Linked DNA regions of Mus musculus: region 2 is linked to region 1. A link is a loop called in an ENCODE intact Hi-C map of the cell type or tissue named here. Cell type or tissue: heart. All regions are shown on one strand. Links, peaks and the distances in the headings refer to the core of each region. The heading gives the core; the rest is flanking DNA. Region 1 holds the start of Stk19 (serine/threonine kinase 19). Region 2 holds the start of Bag6 (BCL2-associated athanogene 6).

The links. A loop is a pair of places that touch in the nucleus more often than their neighbours do. Peaks named below come from ENCODE experiments on the same cell type or tissue, not always from the same donor. Only the 100,000 strongest peaks of a DNase experiment are listed, where the experiment ranks them.
Region 2: it touches region 1 in a loop (2.4-fold over the local background); 1 of 42 quality-filtered maps calls a loop at or near these places.

What each region holds. Positions count from the first base shown.
Region 1 is chr17:34,831,098-34,839,295 of GRCm38, forward strand. Stk19 (serine/threonine kinase 19) reads right to left here and starts at 5,806. Exons shown (of 7, transcript NM_019442.3): 1 at 5,680-5,806; 2 at 5,333-5,469; 3 at 1,349-1,444; 4 at 916-1,055. The coding sequence starts at 5,779. Dxo (decapping exoribonuclease) reads left to right here and starts at 5,922. Exons shown (of 7, transcript NM_001163770.1): 1 at 5,922-6,119; 2 at 6,296-6,657; 3 at 6,804-7,039; 4 at 7,129-7,348; 5 at 7,451-7,586; 6 at 7,716-7,810; 7 at 7,890-8,089. The coding sequence starts at 6,302. The coding sequence ends at 8,040. It overlaps Skiv2l (superkiller viralicidic activity 2-like (S. cerevisiae)), which reads right to left. Exons shown (of 28, transcript NM_021337.2): 28 at 8,129-8,198. In heart, for the core only: no CTCF peak of the experiment used is centred there; DNase peaks (open chromatin) are centred at 5,904, 6,564 and 7,164; H3K4me3 peaks cover 2,500 bases; H3K27ac peaks cover 2,398 bases.
Region 2 is chr17:35,130,295-35,138,492 of GRCm38, forward strand. Bag6 (BCL2-associated athanogene 6) reads left to right here and starts at 5,206. Exons shown (of 26, transcript NM_001372261.1): 1 at 5,206-5,334; 2 at 5,821-5,941; 3 at 8,078-8,195. The coding sequence starts at 5,834. Apom (apolipoprotein M) reads right to left here and starts at 1,507. Exons shown (of 6, transcript NM_018816.2): 1 at 1,316-1,507; 2 at 901-1,055; 3 at 545-624; 4 at 114-212. The coding sequence starts at 1,429. In heart, for the core only: CTCF peaks have their summits at 4,596 and 4,845; DNase peaks (open chromatin) are centred at 5,037 and 5,147; H3K4me3 peaks cover 1,829 bases; H3K27ac peaks cover 1,849 bases.

The DNA.
Region 1 (8,198 bases), core at 4,773-7,272:
GTATTTTCCAATAACACCCTCCCTACCCACTTGGGTTATAGTTTTTCCTTTAAATACCCCCTTTCCCAGCTGCTCGAGGTTGAACTCCTCTACCCCTGCGTGGGATACGAGTTGGCCCCAGCGTGCTGGTTCCTGTCAATAAACCTTGTGCAATTGCAGCAAGGATGGTCTCTCGTGAGTTCTTGGGGGGGGGGGGTCGCGTCATCCCTACAATTGAGTGAGGGTCTCCCATCTTCAGGGATCTTTCACATTGACCTATTTTTTTTTCCTTTTATTTTTTGAGACAGGGTTTCTCTGTATAGCCCTGGCTGTCCTGGACCTTGCTCTGTAGGCCAGGCTGACCTCAAACTCTGAGATCCACCTGACTCTTCCTCCCGAGTGCTGCGATTAAAGGTGTGCAACATCACACTTAGCTGGACCTTATTTTTTGTGATAGCGACTCTCACTGAACCTGGAGCTCATTGGCTTGGGTGCACTTTGCTAGCCTCTCTCCTGACTTCCAGCACAGGGGTCCCAGGCACCTCACTGTGCTCAGCTTATGGGGGTGCCGGAACTGCAGCTCGCTCAGGCCCCCATGCTCACACAGCATGGACTTTTCCAAGCAAGCCAGCTCCCCAGGCCTCTTGGTGGAGACTGCTTGGTCATAAAACAGTGTCCTTGGGAAGCCCTCCCTGAGCAAAGGCTCTGAAATGTGCCTGAGGAGTAAGCGTCATCTCTGGGCTCACCATGACCTATGAACTCTCCCCACTCTGTCCCTGCTACTTCCCAGGGGAGATCAGTGAGTTCCCATACCAGCAAGTTAGAAAGCAGGAGGCCTGACACAGGTGTGGTACCCTAAAATCCTTCTGTACTGAGACCTTGCCTAGTACTTTACAGGGGACCCTGTGAACTTTTACTGACCCCACCACATCTCACGTGATCTCCGGGTCCCTGAAGCCATAAGTCTGTGTCATCTGATCCTGCTGGAAACTGAGGTCCCCACAGGCTGGGAGCACTGAGGCCAGGAACTTCTGCACCGCCCCAGCACATGGTCGGCCATCACAGGCCTTGAGGACCTAGAACCAGAGTTGATGTCGGTAACCAGCATGAGCCCATCCCCCACCATGGCTCTCTATCTCTGACCCCACCCCCAATCCTGGGTCCTTCTACTGCCCTTTTTCCCTGCTTCCTTCTTCCCTCTCCCACTCTTCCTTCCTTCCTCCCCATCTTACTAATTACCAGAACTCTGTGCCCTCTATGGGTTATGTGGGTTAGACATAATGTCAGTTATTTCTATGCCCAGCTTCCCTCCTGAGACCACCACACTGGTGTACTCCCCACCCCCACCCCTCCCTCCTCTCTCACAGACCCGGGTCCTGTAGTCTTCCGTGAAGACAATCCCATGAGCATCCAAGTCAAAGCCTAGCTGGATAATTCGGATCTCTCCCAGCTCTTGAAGCTCCTTCTGTCTCCACAGAGATGAGAGGGGAAAGAGAAAGACAGGGTAAGACAAGCAGCCATGTTCTGAGCTCTGGGGCAGAGAGTCTGATTTCGGGGAGGGGGGATGGGGAGGGAGGATTAGGACATTTACCACGAAGACACTCAGGTGACCATCAAGCAGCTGCTTCCAACCAGTCACCTACTCACCTTATGAGCTGCTAATAATCAATATACATATTTTCTAACATCAGACTTATCAGTCACTACAATTAAACAGTGATGCAGGTCGTGCCTTTAATCACTGCACTTGTGAGGCAGAAGTAGCCTGGTGTGGTCTACTGTCTAGCCAGAGCTACACATCGAGAGCTTGTTTCAAAAGGACAAGACAAATAGTGATAAAGACAGATCCTACCCCCGAAGACTCATCAGTCTAGATGTTGGGTGGAGGTGTGTGAGAAGCACTGGATAAAATACTTAAATAAAAATGGAGCTGGCCATGATGGCACATGCCTGTACTCCGTACTGGATAGGGGAAGGCAGAACTTGTGAGTCTGTGGCCAGCCTAGGCTATGAGATCCTGCCTAAATGCCAGGCAAGCAAACAAGAAGTAAACAAAAACAACAAACCCAAATAAACAAACCATCCAGGACTTCTGTGGGCAGCAACACAACAGAAGCCAGAGTGGATAAAGACACCTCACCAATCTTTCGACCTCAGCTCAGGCCCCGGGACAAACACGCGCTGTGGCATGTCTACATGCTCACACACACATAAAACACATATCTGTCTGGAAAAAAAATCTTTTTAAGGGATTAGAGAGATGGCTTAGCAGTTAAGAGACTGGCTGCTCTTCCAGAGGATGCTGGTTCGATTCCTGGCAACAACGTGACAGCTCACAACTGTCTGTAACTCCAGTTTCAGGAGATCTGACCCTGTTCTGACCTCTAGAGGCACAGGGCACGCATGTGGTGTGCGGACACACATGTAAGCAGAACATCCATACACAGAAACAATGGGTCTTTTAAAAGTTTTTAATTGTTTAAGTAGCGGGCATGCTGGCTTCCACCTTTAATTCCAGCACTCAGGAGACAGACAGAGGCAAGCAGATCTCTGAGTTCAAGGGCAGTTTGGTCTACAGAGTGAAATTCCAGGGCAGCCAGAGATACAAAATGAAGAGGCCCTGGTTCAAAACAATAACACTGAAAAGCTCACAGGATCACAAGAACTACCAGACAGATATATTAAAGCAAGCAAAGACTCTGGGAGAAGGGAAACAGGGAGGGGGCATTTGCTGATCTGAGCAAATCTGCCCAGCACATGGCCAAAAATAAAGGGCTCACAGGAAGTAAAGCTCAGAAGACATGCAGCCCGGGCTGCACCTTTAATCCCACCAGGACAGCCACCAGGAGGAAAAAACTCCTCCCCAGGGAAGAGCAGAGGGTGTGGACACATCACAACACTTTGGACTGTTTTATTTAGCTTTTTGAGACAGGGTTCCTCTGTCTCCCACACCAGCCTCTAACTAGTAGGATCCCTCGGCCTCAGCCTTCTGAGTCCCAGAGTTACCTATCTGAGACGCAATGCCTGGCTAATAACAATTTATTTATTAGGCATTTTAGAAACAACGAAGAGGTGTTTTAAGGTTCTTGACATGGGTAAATGATAAATGATGGTAAAGACACTGATTCATAACTGGTCACTCCACGCTGTAAGCTCTCCCACTACACCTTAGCAAGATGTACGACTACATGAAGTTCAAACGACTTAAAATAATGCTGCTAATGCTGACGTGTTAAAAAAAAAAACAAGATGAGAAACTACTGGTAGGAAATTCTAAAAAGACATAGCAGGCTTAGGGCTGGTGGGATGTTTCAGTGGGTCAGGTGGCCTGCTGCTGAGCCCCAGGGCTTGAGTCAGCCCCTGAGATCCACGTGATGGGAGGAGGGAATTCAACCACACAATACCCTCTGACTTCTACACACACATGGTGGCATGTACACATGAACTTGCACATGCACACATATAATTTGGAAATAGAACATTAATAGGTAGCCCAAGCTGGCCTTAAGCTCACAGAGATCTGTCTGCCTTTACCTCTAGAGCAATGGGATTAAAGCCATATGGCAGTACACATGGCCAAAAATAATAATCAAATTTAAAATAATCATAAAAAAGATATAGGCTTAAATATGTCCCAGTCAGTCACCGTGGTGCATAGCTTTAATCTCAGCGCTCAGGAGGCAGAGGTAGGTGGGTCTCTATGAGTTCAAGGGTAGCCTGGTCTACAGACTGAGTTCCAGGTCATCTAGTGCTGCATAATAAGACCCATAAAAAGAAAAAAAAAAAAAAAAGTCCCAGTAGAGAATTTAAAACTGAGAAATGAAGACAATAAACTAAGACTTCAATGAGTGTGAAATACTTTAGTACAGCTGAATAAAAGACTATCGATCTGGGGTGGGAGCAATGCTCGGTGGCAGAGTAATTCCTGCTCTTGCAGAGCTCCCACATTCAGTTCCTAGCTCCCACATCTGGTGGCTCACAACCACCTGTAACTTGTACCTCCCCAGCTCCAGGGATCAAGTGCCATCTTCTGGCATCTGAGAGTGCAAACCCACATGTACACACACCCATGCTCACAAGCACATAGCCACAAGCAAATGAAATTAAGCTTTCTGAACAGATTATTAATCTAAGATGAAACTAAACAGTACAATTATAAAAGAAAGCCCAAAACTATTGAACATGGAAGTGTCTGAAGGGGTTCAAAGAGAAGATGTCTATGTAATTTCAGTGCCAGAAGAAAGCAATGAGAGAGGACAAGAGAAATTTCTTAGAGCTGGTGACAGGGCTGAGGAGGTGACTCTGCTGTCAAGTCTGCTGACCCAAGTTCAATCCTCCCCTCTCCAAAGAAAGAAGAGACTCCCTCTAGTTAACCTTCTGACTACTGTAAACCCCAGCATTAGGGAGATGAAAGCAGGAGAATATCAAGTTTAAGGCAGTCTGGGCTACAAATTAAGACCTTGTCTTAAAACAAAACTTGTGCAACTCTGAAAGCTTTTTGTTTAAAGAAAAAAAAAAAAACAGTTATAGAAAAGGAAGCACAGGGGCCATGGCCTGAGGAGGAGGTCAGAAGTCACCTGCAGGAATCAAGGTCAGAAACTCTGTAACAATATAAGGACAAAGCTAAGCAAGAAGGATCTGTGACAGCCTCTAAGGAGGAACTGCCCTAGTTAAAAGGAGCCCAGAGAGGTATGTAGCAGCAGAGAGCCGTTCACAGTGTTCTGACCTTCAACTCAGGCAGAGGTCTGAGAGTTCCTATAAAACAGAGACTGAAATCTGCCCACTGTGGATTTTTTTTGTGTGAAGAGACATGGCCCTGGCTTTCAATCGCCTTCTAAACTTGGCCACGAGGTTACATCACTCCTCTAGTCTCCCTAAGTATCTCATTTAGCCCCTATGCCTTGTGCACCACAGCCTAGAATGATCTGCAGCGTCATAGCCCACTGTCTCATACATCTATAATCTGCAACTCAGTGTACGCACATCAGGCAAGCAGCTACTCGGTGCCTCCCTCCTCTAGTCAATCCCCTAATCACTAACTGATCACTTGGGAAATCTGGGAATTAACACTAGACTCATCTCTCTCCTTCAGTCAATCTCTCTCACCGGTGACCTTCAGTACACCTTTGTCCGCGCTCACTAACCTTCTCTAACAGCCATCACCTGTCAGATGTGACATCTGCCTGCAGTTCCAAACCCCTGGGATTTGCTCTGCATTTGCCTTGGCCTAACGCCTGCTGACGGACGACTGAGTGTCTGAGCGACAGGGACTTGGCGAGTGCCCTCGAGGCTGCGGGTCGGAGGGCCGGGGCTGGTGGGGGGGGGACACGCCAAAGGTCTCCAAGGTGCTCACCAGTTGTAGGTCGGCCACCGTCCGGTCTGGCACCAGACTGTACACTTGGCTCCTCAGCGCGATGGGCGGCAGCGCATCCTCGAACAGCCCCCGGGGAAACAGCTTCACGAGCTCCTCGATGGCCTCGCGCGCCGAGCCTGTGGTGGAGCAAGCGCGTGGTCAGGTCCGGGTGGAGAGCGAGGGTGGAGACAGCGCGGAGGTTCGGACGCCCCAGCCCTCAGAGTCGCTGCCCAGCGCCTGGGTTGCCATGGTTACTACCCTAGGTCCTCCTCCTCCTCCTCCTCCTCCCCCCCCTCCTCCAAGGGTGGATACCCTCGGGCTTTCCGCGCCCAGGTTGCCATGGTTACCTGCTCTTGTTCTTAAAGGATCCGCTCTCACGGGCCCCGGCGCCCGCCTCCGCTTCACCCCAAAAGCCTCAGACGCCAGGAGCCGTCTCTTGCGATTCATAACCCGGATTTCAGGATTCCGGGAAAGGAGTCCCGAAGACCGCGTCTTCCGGCACAGAATAATGACGACGGGCCCTCTGGCTGGTCGTCTGAGTTTGATGACGAAGGCAGCCTCACTTCCGTCGCCCGCACCGCTGCTGATTGGCTCCCGACCAGAGCGCTCACTGGGGCGCGCCGAGGCGCGAGTGGCCCGCCTGGGTTCCCGCTCCGGTGCAGACGGACCTCGCCCACTCCGACGCTGAGGGCGGATGAGAGCGTCATCAGAAACAGCAACTCCGTGTTTGCATCCTTCTCCGGCTTCTGACGTGCGGCCCTGACGCCGTAGCCTCGAGGAGGTGGAGGTCGGTCAGGGTGGGGAGCTTTGAGGTAACCAAGTCTTAGCTTCAACCCCCAAACTCCTCAAGCTCGCCGCGTTCGTTGGTCCGTGGGTGGGAACGAGGCGCCCGGCTCCTGACACGCAGAGCCCAAACCTGGAAGCTCACTCGCTCCTTATCCACTGGAAACGCTTTCCTCGCAGGACCTCATGGAACCCAGAGGGACTAAGAGAAAAGCGGAGAAGACAGAGGTGGAAAAGCCTTTGCACAAACTCCCCCGGGCAGTCCCTTTACTGCGGACACAGCCCTCTCTGTACTCGGGACCCTTCCCGTTCTACCGGCGTCCATCCGAACTGGGCTGCTTCTCCCTGGACGCACAACGCCAGTACCATGGAGATGCCCGAGCCCTCCGCTACTACAGCCCCCCTCCCATCAACGGCCCAGGCCCGGACTTTGACCTCAGAGATGGATACCCTGACCGATACCAGCCCCGGGACGAGGAAGTCCAAGAGAGGTTGGACCATTTGCTGCGCTGGGTCCTGGAACACCGGAACCAGCTGGAGGGGTGAGCCCGGTGCAACGCAGAAGCTGACCTGGTGACCCGGCTTTCTCTTCTGAAGTTGGGAAAGCCAAATGGTCTTTAGTGGGGACTTTGAGTCAACAGAAGTAAAACTCGAGTCAGACCATAAACCCCGCATTCTTCCCTCCCAGGGGTCCCGGCTGGCTGGCAGGGGCCACGGTGACATGGAGAGGGCACCTGACAAAATTGCTGACCACGCCGTATGAGCGGCAGGAGGGCTGGCAGCTGGCAGCCTCCCGGTTCCAAGGGACACTGTACCTAAGTGAGGTGGAGACCCCGGCTGCTCGGGCCCAGAGGCTTGCACGGCCACCCCTCCTCCGGGAGCTCATGTACATGGGCTACAAATTTGAGCAGTACATGTGCGCAGGTGAGAGTCGTCGCAGCCGTGCGGTCCCTCTCCCCTTCCACAGAGGTCGAGATCCCCTTCCTCTGCTGCTGCCTTCTCTTCTTGTGCAGACAAACCCGGAGGCTCCCCAGACCCCTCTGGGGAAGTTAACACCAACGTGGCCTACTGCTCTGTGCTACGCAGCCGCCTGGGAAACCACCCTCTCCTGTTCTCCGGGGAGGTAGACTGCCTGAACCCCCAGGCTCCTTGCACACAGCCTCCCTCCTGCTACGTGGAGCTCAAGACATCCAAGGAGATGCACAGCCCTGGCCAGTGGAGGAGCTTTTACAGGTTCTGGCCGGGGCCGGGACTGACGGGGGGGGGGGTTGGGGGGGGGTTGGGGGGGGTTGGGGGGGGTGGAGGGTCCTGCTGACCCTTTGCCTCTCCCGTCAGACACAAGTTGCTGAAATGGTGGGCTCAGTCGTTCCTCCCGGGGGTCCCACATGTTGTTGCCGGCTTCCGGAACCCAGAAGGTTTCGTCTGTTCCTTAAAGACCTTTCCTACCATGGAGATGTTTGAAAATGTCAGGGTAAGGCAGGTGTCAGAGTGGCCATCTGTTTCCCCACCCCCTGTACCAAGTCCTCAGACCCAGTGCCCCTTTGCCACCTGCCTTTTCCTCTTTCCACCCCCAGTCTTCTGCCTCTTGTGCCCCCTCCAGAATGACCGAGAAGGCTGGAATCCCTCTGTGTGCATGAACTTCTGTGCTGCCTTCCTTAGCTTTGCCCAGAGCACAGTAGTCCAGGACGATCCCAGGTAAGGCCTTCATGTTTGTGCACTGCCTCTGGATCCCGGCTCAATCTCTGGCTTCACCCCACACCTCTGTCTTCCACAGGCTTGTCCACCTCTTCTCCTGGGAACCTGGTGGCCCTGTCACTGTGTCTGTCCATCGTGACGCACCCTATGCCTTCCTGCCCTCATGGTATGTGGAGACTATGACCCAAGACCTCCCACCACTCTCAAAGACTCCCTCTCCCAAGGACTGAGGACAAGTCTGGGCTCCGTGCAGATAATAAAGGCGTGTTTCTAAGTGGGTCTCTTGCTGTGTCTGAATGGAGTCACCTCTGTTCCAAGTTACCATACTCCAAGCACTCTGGTTTGCTCTTTATTTATATTTTTGGGTTTTTAGGGGGTTTTTTTTGTT
Region 2 (8,198 bases), core at 3,505-6,004, 300 kb after region 1:
CCAACTAGGGAGCCTTTTTGGCCCCAGCTAGGTGGGCTTTTTAGCCCCAACTAGGGGGGCTCTTTAGCCTTCCAGTTTCCCTCGGACATTTGCTGCCTTGTATCCCCACTCACTGTAGAGGAGAAAGCGCTGGTAGCCCTGGCCCGTCTCTTTCAGCATGATTCCTCCTGGGCACGAGCTGGAGAACAGGTCTGTTTTCATGTCTGGGCGCCCTGTTGGGATCAGGAGAGAAAAGGAGGACAGATGCAGACTCACTGAACCAGGCCTACTAGTGAGGACCATGATCCCAGCTGCCCAGGAAACTGAGACAGGAGGGTTTCACATTCAAGGCCTATCCATGTTCAACACCCTGTGCTACAGGGTGAGCTCAACAACCATCAGGGCAACTTAGTGAAACCGCCTCAAACTAGAAAGGGTCTAGGGCTACGGCCCAGTGATAGCATGCCTGCCTCCTAAGAATGCAGGAGGTCCTAGGTCCAAGCCTCAATCCCGAGGGGAAACGGCTAAGGGAGACGAGACAAGGGGAGGGCTGGTGGGAACCAACCTTCAGTTCTGAGTTCCATGTTTCCTTTCCCTTCAGTCAATCGGTATGTCCACTTCCGGGGCACACAGACCCCACTTTTCCTGCAGAGGTGGCAGTGTTAAGATAGGAAGATGGAGTGTCATTCCCACCACACAGTAACATCCTTTATTCCACCGTTCTCTTCCCCACACCCTAGCTCTTTGGGTTTTGAGCCACTAAGAGATAGTGAGGCCCCATTCTGTCTCCAGAAAGTGACTTGTAATGCTGTGGAATTGAGTGGGCAGAAAGTGGGAGCCTGATGCTGGGTGTGGTGACTGTTCACAGTTGGGGCAGAGAACACACCCAGTGGTGTCTCTGCCTCCTTGCTCGACACTCACGTGCGGATGGTAGCACGAAGCTGGAGCTGCCTTGGGGCAGAGCCGGCAGCCATGTTGAAGACAATATTGTCCACCGGATCAAAAGTTGCCAACTCTTCCGTGGTGGAGGCTGCTCCCGCAATAAAGTACCACAGGCCCAGGTGGGGCTCTGGGGTCTGGAGAGGCAATGAAGGGAGCAAAAGGATGAGTTGCTGGGTGCATCACAAAAATCCATCCAACATCCCCATCTGTCAGCAGAGCAAGACTTGGGGCTTGCGATTCTGGTGGCCTTCAATGTTTGCAACAAGGAGCCACCAGTGCCTCCCACACACCCTCTTCCTCCCTTCCTTTTTCAACATGCTTTCTGGCCATCTTGAGCGACCCACCTACTCAAGACTTTCAGCTTCTACTATATAGGCGTTCCCTCAGTACATACCTCTGTGTCGTCCATTCCCAGCGCAGTTAGTTGACTGTGCTCAGGGCACTGATTCATGGAGTTAAAGAGAAGGCCATAGAGAGAGAGCAGAGCTGCCCAAACTTGGTGGAACATCTCGGGATGAGAGTTGGTGCTCTGCAGTTGAGGGGACCTCCGCCTTAACTGTTCTCTGATGGCCGCTCGGTCTACTCTGCCTCCAGCCCCCTCGCCTCGACCCTTGACCCTTTAACCTGCTAATAAGTAACTTCAACCTTGTTTTCCAACCCAAGCCTAGATTGACTATGGCATCGGGGCCTTCCTCCCCCTCTTCCGGATGCAACCACTCTACAATATACCCGGGCATGACCCAGTGACTCTGAGGCCTTAGGAGGAAAGCTGAGCCCTACAGTAGAAACCCAGTCTTCCATGCTGCATTTGATGGGAGCCCTGCTGCGATGAGAAGTGGCTGGATTAGGTCTTTCATTCATTCATTCACTGGGCAAGTCTGGAATTTCAGTTGTTTGCCAGGAACTAGCTAATCCTGGAGGACTTTTTTTTTTTTTTTTTTTTTTTTTTTAAAGCGGAAAACAGCTTTGCTTTGCAAACAATCCATTGCAATGTAAACTGATAAATGTTAAAACAGGCACCAGCCAGTCGCTAGGGCATGGTGGATTCTCCCCCCACCCCTTCTTTCTCTCTCTCTCTCTCTCTGATAGGGTTTCACTATGTCACTTTGGTTGTCCAGGGATTCACTACATAAGCCAGCTGGACTCATAGAGATCATCTGCCTGCCTTTGTCTCCCAAGTGATTAAAGGCTTGTGCCACTTTGCCCAGCTTGCATTTCTCCTGTGAGAGTATAGTAGGGGAACTGGTAAGAACACATGAAGGAAAAGCTCACTGACAAATGGGCTCACGTTTATTCAGATTTTGGTGGTAGTGAAGACATTCTATTAGACGCAAGTGTAACACTAGTATTAAGAGTGGGTCTGCTGCCGGGCGAGGTGGCGCACGCCTTTAATCCCAGCACTCGGGAGGCAGAGGCAGGCGGATTTCTGAGTTCGAGGCCAGCCTGGTCTACAGAGTGAGTTCCAGGACAGCCAAGGCAACACAGAGAAACCCTGTCTCGAAAAAACCAAAAAAAAAAAAAAAAAAAAAAAAAGAGTGGGTCTGCTGGGTGTGATGGCACATGCCTTTAATCCCAGCACTTGGGAGGCAGAGACAGGCCTGAGTTCGAGGCCAGCCTGGTCTACAAAGTGAGTTCCAGGACAGCCAGAGAGCTATACAGAGAAACCCTGTCTCCAAAAACCAAAAAAAAAAAAAAAAAAAAAAACAACCAAACACAAGAGTGGGTCTAACCCCTGACTTGACTGTTAGATGTGGGGACTCATGCATACCAAGCAGACTCAGAGGTAACAACGATCCAGCCTCCTGGGGCAACTGTACTAATTTCTATCTCTGTTTTCCCCATCTCTGGAATGGGCAACCCATTAGTCTCAGGATTAAATGGGACCATGCATACATCAAGTCTGAAGGAAATACCCATTATCATCAGTAACTGCAAAGCACCCACTGCAATTGCTGGTAGTGATTTTTAAAGATTTATTAATTTATTTTATTCATATGAGTACACTGTAGCTGTCTTCAGACACACCAGAAGAGGGCATCGGATCCAATTACAGATGGTTGTGAGCCACTATATGGCTGCCAGGAATTGAACTCAGGACTTCTCTCTAGCCCATGAAATTTTTATTTATTTGTTTGTTTGTTTGTTTTTGAGACAGGGTTTCTCTGTGTAGCCCTGGCTGTCCTGGAACTCACTCTGTAGACCAGGCTGGCCTCGAACTCAGAAATCCGCCTGCCTCTGCCTCCCAAGTGCTGGGATTAAAGGTGTGCACCACCACGCCCGGCTTTATTTTTGTTTTTTTGAGACAGAGTTTCTCTGTGTAGCCCTGGCTGTCCTAGCACTCACTCTGTAGACCAGGCTGGCCTTGAACTCAGAAATCCGCCTGCCTCTGCCTCCCACATGCTGGGATTAAAGGCATGCGCCACCACCGCCCGGCAGAAATTTTTATAATAAAATACTAAATGTGGGACTGGGGAAGTGGCTCAGCAGTGAGGGTACTTGGCAGATGGCAACCCAAGCTGAAGATCCCCTGGTCCCCACACAGTGAGAGGACACCACATTTCCCTCGGATCTCCACATTTGCACTGTGCTGTTGCAGACGCAGGCCATACACCCCTCCTCCATCCCCGAAAAGTATTTTTAAAAATATTTAACTTCTATTATCCCAGCATCTGGGATGCAGAGGCAGGTGGGTTTCTGTGAGTTACAGGACATCCAGACTTACATAGTGAAATCCTATCTTGGAAAAAAAAAATTCAAAACGTAAATATAGTCTATTAGAGTGACACACAACCCTGCACTGGGTGGTGGTGGGGGGAACATTGTCCTTATGAGTTCCAGGCAATTCAGGGTAACAGTGAGACAGCATGTAAAAGTCTCATCATACAATGCTTACTGGAAGTCTCATCAGTACTGGCATCTAAGAATAAGTGGGGAAGAATGCAGAGAGAGAAAAACTTAACCGTTCAACTCCCTTGGCGGTGGGCCTTTCAATCCCCTTTCTTTTTCTTCCTTCTTTTCTTTTCTATTTTATTTTATTTTATTTTATTTATTTTATTTTATTTGTTTGTTTTTGAGACAGGGTTTCTCTGTGTAGCCCTGGCTGTCCTTGAACTCACTTTGTAGACCAGGCTGGCCTCGAACTCAGAAATCCGCCTGCCTCTGCCTCCCAAGTGCTGGGATTAAAGGTGTGCACCACCACGCCCGGCTTTTCTTTTCCTTTTTTAAAGATTTATTTATTTTATGTATGTGAGTACACTGTCGCTGTCTTCAGACACACCAGAAGAGGGTGTCAGATCTCATTACGGATGGTTGTGAGCCACCATGTAGTTGCTGGGAATTGAACTCAGGACCTCTGGAAGAGCAGACAGTGCTCTTCATCTCTTGAGCCATCTCTCCATTCCCTTGGTCCCTTCTTAAAGTCTTGTCCTTTAATCTGATCCGCAAGGCACCCGTTCTCTTTTCTTTCTTTTTTTCTACAAAGCTCTTAAAAAGCAGCAGAAATGTCTCAAAACCAAAAAATGCAATAGAATTTTTTTTTATCCTTAAACATGGCACTCCCTCGGAGATCTCAATAAACAGGATGCTCAAAGTCTGCAAAGAGCCCAACCGGCCTAATCCCGCCAGGAACTAGAGTCGGGCACAAGCAAACACAGCCCGCGGAACGCCACCAGCCGTCCACGAAAAAGAGTGGCTTCCGGAAGAACAGAAATGATGGGAGGACCAGAGGTCTTGCAGAGTTTTAGGTAGTTAGAATTGTGCCTGTAAACGTCTCTGACCATCAAGATGGGACGTTGATTAACGAGGTGCACTCCACACAAGTCTCACAATTTTTCTCGAGGAAATTACAGCATCTCACTCAGTCATTTTTCTTTAGGCGTTTCCAGTAGCCACCCCGGTCCGGTTGCACTCTGGCGCGCGCAGGGAAGAAACGCACATAGCCGGAGGGGGGCGGGGAAGTACTTAGAGTGTGCGCACGCGTGGCGCCGCTCACGCAGGCGCAGTGCGGTCCCCCGGGCGACGACGGCGGCGGCGGCGGCTCCTCCGGGTGGTCGGCTCCCTCCCATCTCGGCCGGCCCGGGCCCGTCTCGCCCCCCAGAAACTCACTGTTCGGGGCTGTGGACTTTCTCATCGTGCCCCACGAAAGTAAATCGGGGGAGACTGGGGGAGCCGGAAGTACCGCCTCGAGATCCCCCCAAATACGATCGGGGAAACGGAAGTGGCCCTTGGTGCCAGGTTGGGGGAGACCGGAAGTGACGGTACCGTGGGGACGTCGGGGGCGGAGCCACAGGGTGGTGGGCTGTGTATGTGTGTTTGTATGTGTTTGGTCGCGTGTTGGTTAAGTCGTGTTGCTGGAATACCGAGGAGAGGCGGAGGCGGAAGGCGGGGGCGGTCAGCGAGCCCGTCCAGCCTCCCGTGAGTGTCCGCGGTCTTGGGTCGGTGGTGATTTAGGCGGGTTCGATTGTGGTGCTGCGCGTGCGCGAAGCCACTTTTCTCTGCCGAGTCTAGCGCGACCCTCCCCCCACCCCTCGCGTTGTCCTAGGATTTCCCGATCTCTCGGGCGCTTGCTCGGTCGCGACCGGTGATGACACTGGCCTCTGGTCGGTCTCGTGCTTGCTTCCCTGATTCCTAGCCCAACTGGCTCTCCCTATTGTGATTGGCATGGTGGAGCCCCTCCCACCTCTCGTCCTTCATCTCCCTATGCCGTCGATCTCCTACCCTTTGTGTTTCTGTTCCTGTGCCCCCGAATCAAAAAGGGGGGATGAGAAGGAGGATGAATATATCTGCTTGTGTATGAGAAACTTTGAAGGGATTGGGGCGGAGATTGGGTCCAGAGAGGCTTCCGGGTGTATAAAATACAGTGCGACCGACAGCGAACCCCCCCCCCTCGTTCTTCTTTAGAGAGCTGTCGGCCATGGAGCCGAGTGATAGTGCCAGTACCGCTATGGAGGAGCCTGACAGCCTGGAGGTACTGGTGAAGACCCTGGACTCTCAGACTCGGACTTTTATTGTGGGGGCCCAGGTGAGACACCAGTACTTTGTAGAAGGATGCGCCTGATTTTCTTGTCATTGACTCTTTTGTCCCTTACTGGATAGGACATCTGATGTACCTATTGAGTGAGGGGATGTGGTTACTGTTGAGTGAGGCCGATTTGGAGTCTGTCTTCACTTTGACAGAACTCAGTGAAGAGGAAAGTAGAGAGGAGGGATCTATACCTGTTCTGTGCAGACCCCAGCCCAAAGAGACAGACATGACTCTGGCCTTTGGGACCAGACACAACACAGGGGGCACCTTGGACAAGAATGGTGTGTCACAGGGACCTCAGACAAGTTTGGTGTGGGTTTTTTTTTTTTTTTTTTAAACAGAGTGTTCACAGCTTGGTACTATTTTTATAAGATTAAGGAAACCTGCTTTCATCCACTGTGAAGTAGACTTGTCAATAGCTGAGGCATGGTTTGAGCCTCCTGACCTTAGTGCACTGTGGCCACTGCATAATTCTTTGAGACAACCACCATGAGGAGGTCATTTTTGTGGTTTTTAAAGCAGATATTTAAAAAGCCACATAGACTTTTGTCTGTAGGTACATGTGATAGTTAATTTGGCCCTACCAAGAATTACTTAATGTCTTTCCGGGAGGTGGGCACAGGATCTCCTATAGCCCAGGCTAACTTTGGCCTCTGACCACTGTGCCTTCGTCGTCTATGTGGTCGTCTATGTGCTAGGATTATATGCACTATAACAGAGGACCACATCTGACTTGGCTTGGTCCTTTTTTTCTTACATAGTGAAATGTCTTAGAACTGATGGTCTTGTACTCATGATCCTCCTGTCTCTGCTTTCCAAGCTTGGAATTTCAGTTGTATGCTATTGCTATTTTTGGTTTGTTTGTTCTTTTTTTCCACCTTCCCTTATTTTTATTTATTTATTTATTGCATGTATGTGGTTCTGATGGGTACTGAACCTTGGACCTAGCACAGAGCACTTACTACTGAACCGTATATTGTGTGTTCCTTTCTGACCTTTGTTAGTTATCTTTCCAGACCCTGCCTCCCAACCCCATGGTGGTAATGGTTGTTTTGGGTTGTGTGTATTTTTGGTTTCTTTTAGAAGATTGTATTTGTTTTTATTTTATATGTGAGTGCTTTCTCTGGAAATACACATGTGCACCTTGTGTGCACTTGGTGCCTGAGAAGGTCAGACTCTGCAACCTGTGGCCTTTTCTTCATGTGGAAGTTAGGAAACTATAGCCCCAAACTATAGCCCCTACTTTGTTACAGATGGTTGTAACAACCTCGAACTCAGAAATCCGCCTGCCTCTGCCTCCGGAGTGCTGGGATTAAAGGCGTGCGCCACCACGCCCTGCTTGCTTCATTTTGTGTTTTAAGTCAGGGTTTCACTTTGCAGTCATGGCTGTCCTGGTAGTCAGATCCACCTAGCTCTGTATCCTTGAGATTAGTGGCTGTGCCAGTGCCTGTCTATCTGCATTCAGCTTTGAGATTATGGCCTTGAACACCTGCTATTGTTTTAGTTTAGAAAAGGATCACTGGTATCTCTAGATACTGGATAGCAGAGAGGGAGAAAGGGAGAGCTATTCGGCTTCTTTCGTATAGGTTTTAGTTATTTACTGTTGTTGTGATTTGGATTTTTTTTTAAATTAATTTAATCTCTGTACATTGGTCTGACTATTTTAGAACTCACTACGTAAAGCAGGCAGGCCTCAAACTCACAAGAGATCCACCTGCTTCTGCCTCTCAAATGCTGGAGGCATACACACCACGTCCCACTTATTTTTAATTATGTATTGGTATGTGTCTCTGCCTCTGGGTACAAACGCTCATAGAAGCCAGAGACACTGAGTCTCCTAAAGCTGTGTTTACCAGTAGTTGTGAGCTGCTGCCCAACGTGGATGTTGGAAATTGAACTGGAGTCCTCTGCAAGACCAGTATGAGCTCTTAATCACCGAGCCATTTCTCTAGCCACACTCTTTTATTTATTTATTTATTTATTTATTTATTTATGGACATAATAAATATCGGCCTGTTGATATAGTTGGCTAGTGAGACTGTCTGATTTTGATGTTGGCATCTGAAGTCAGGTGTTCCTCCCTCTTCATTCTTTCTCTCACTTTCTGATATCAGTGCATGGCTCTCCTTTCAGATGAATGTAAAGGAGTTTAAGGAACACATAGCTGCCTCTGTCAGCATCCCTTCCGAGAAACAGCGGCTCATCTACCAGGGCCGGGTCCTACAAGACGACAAGAAGCTCCAGGAGTACAGTA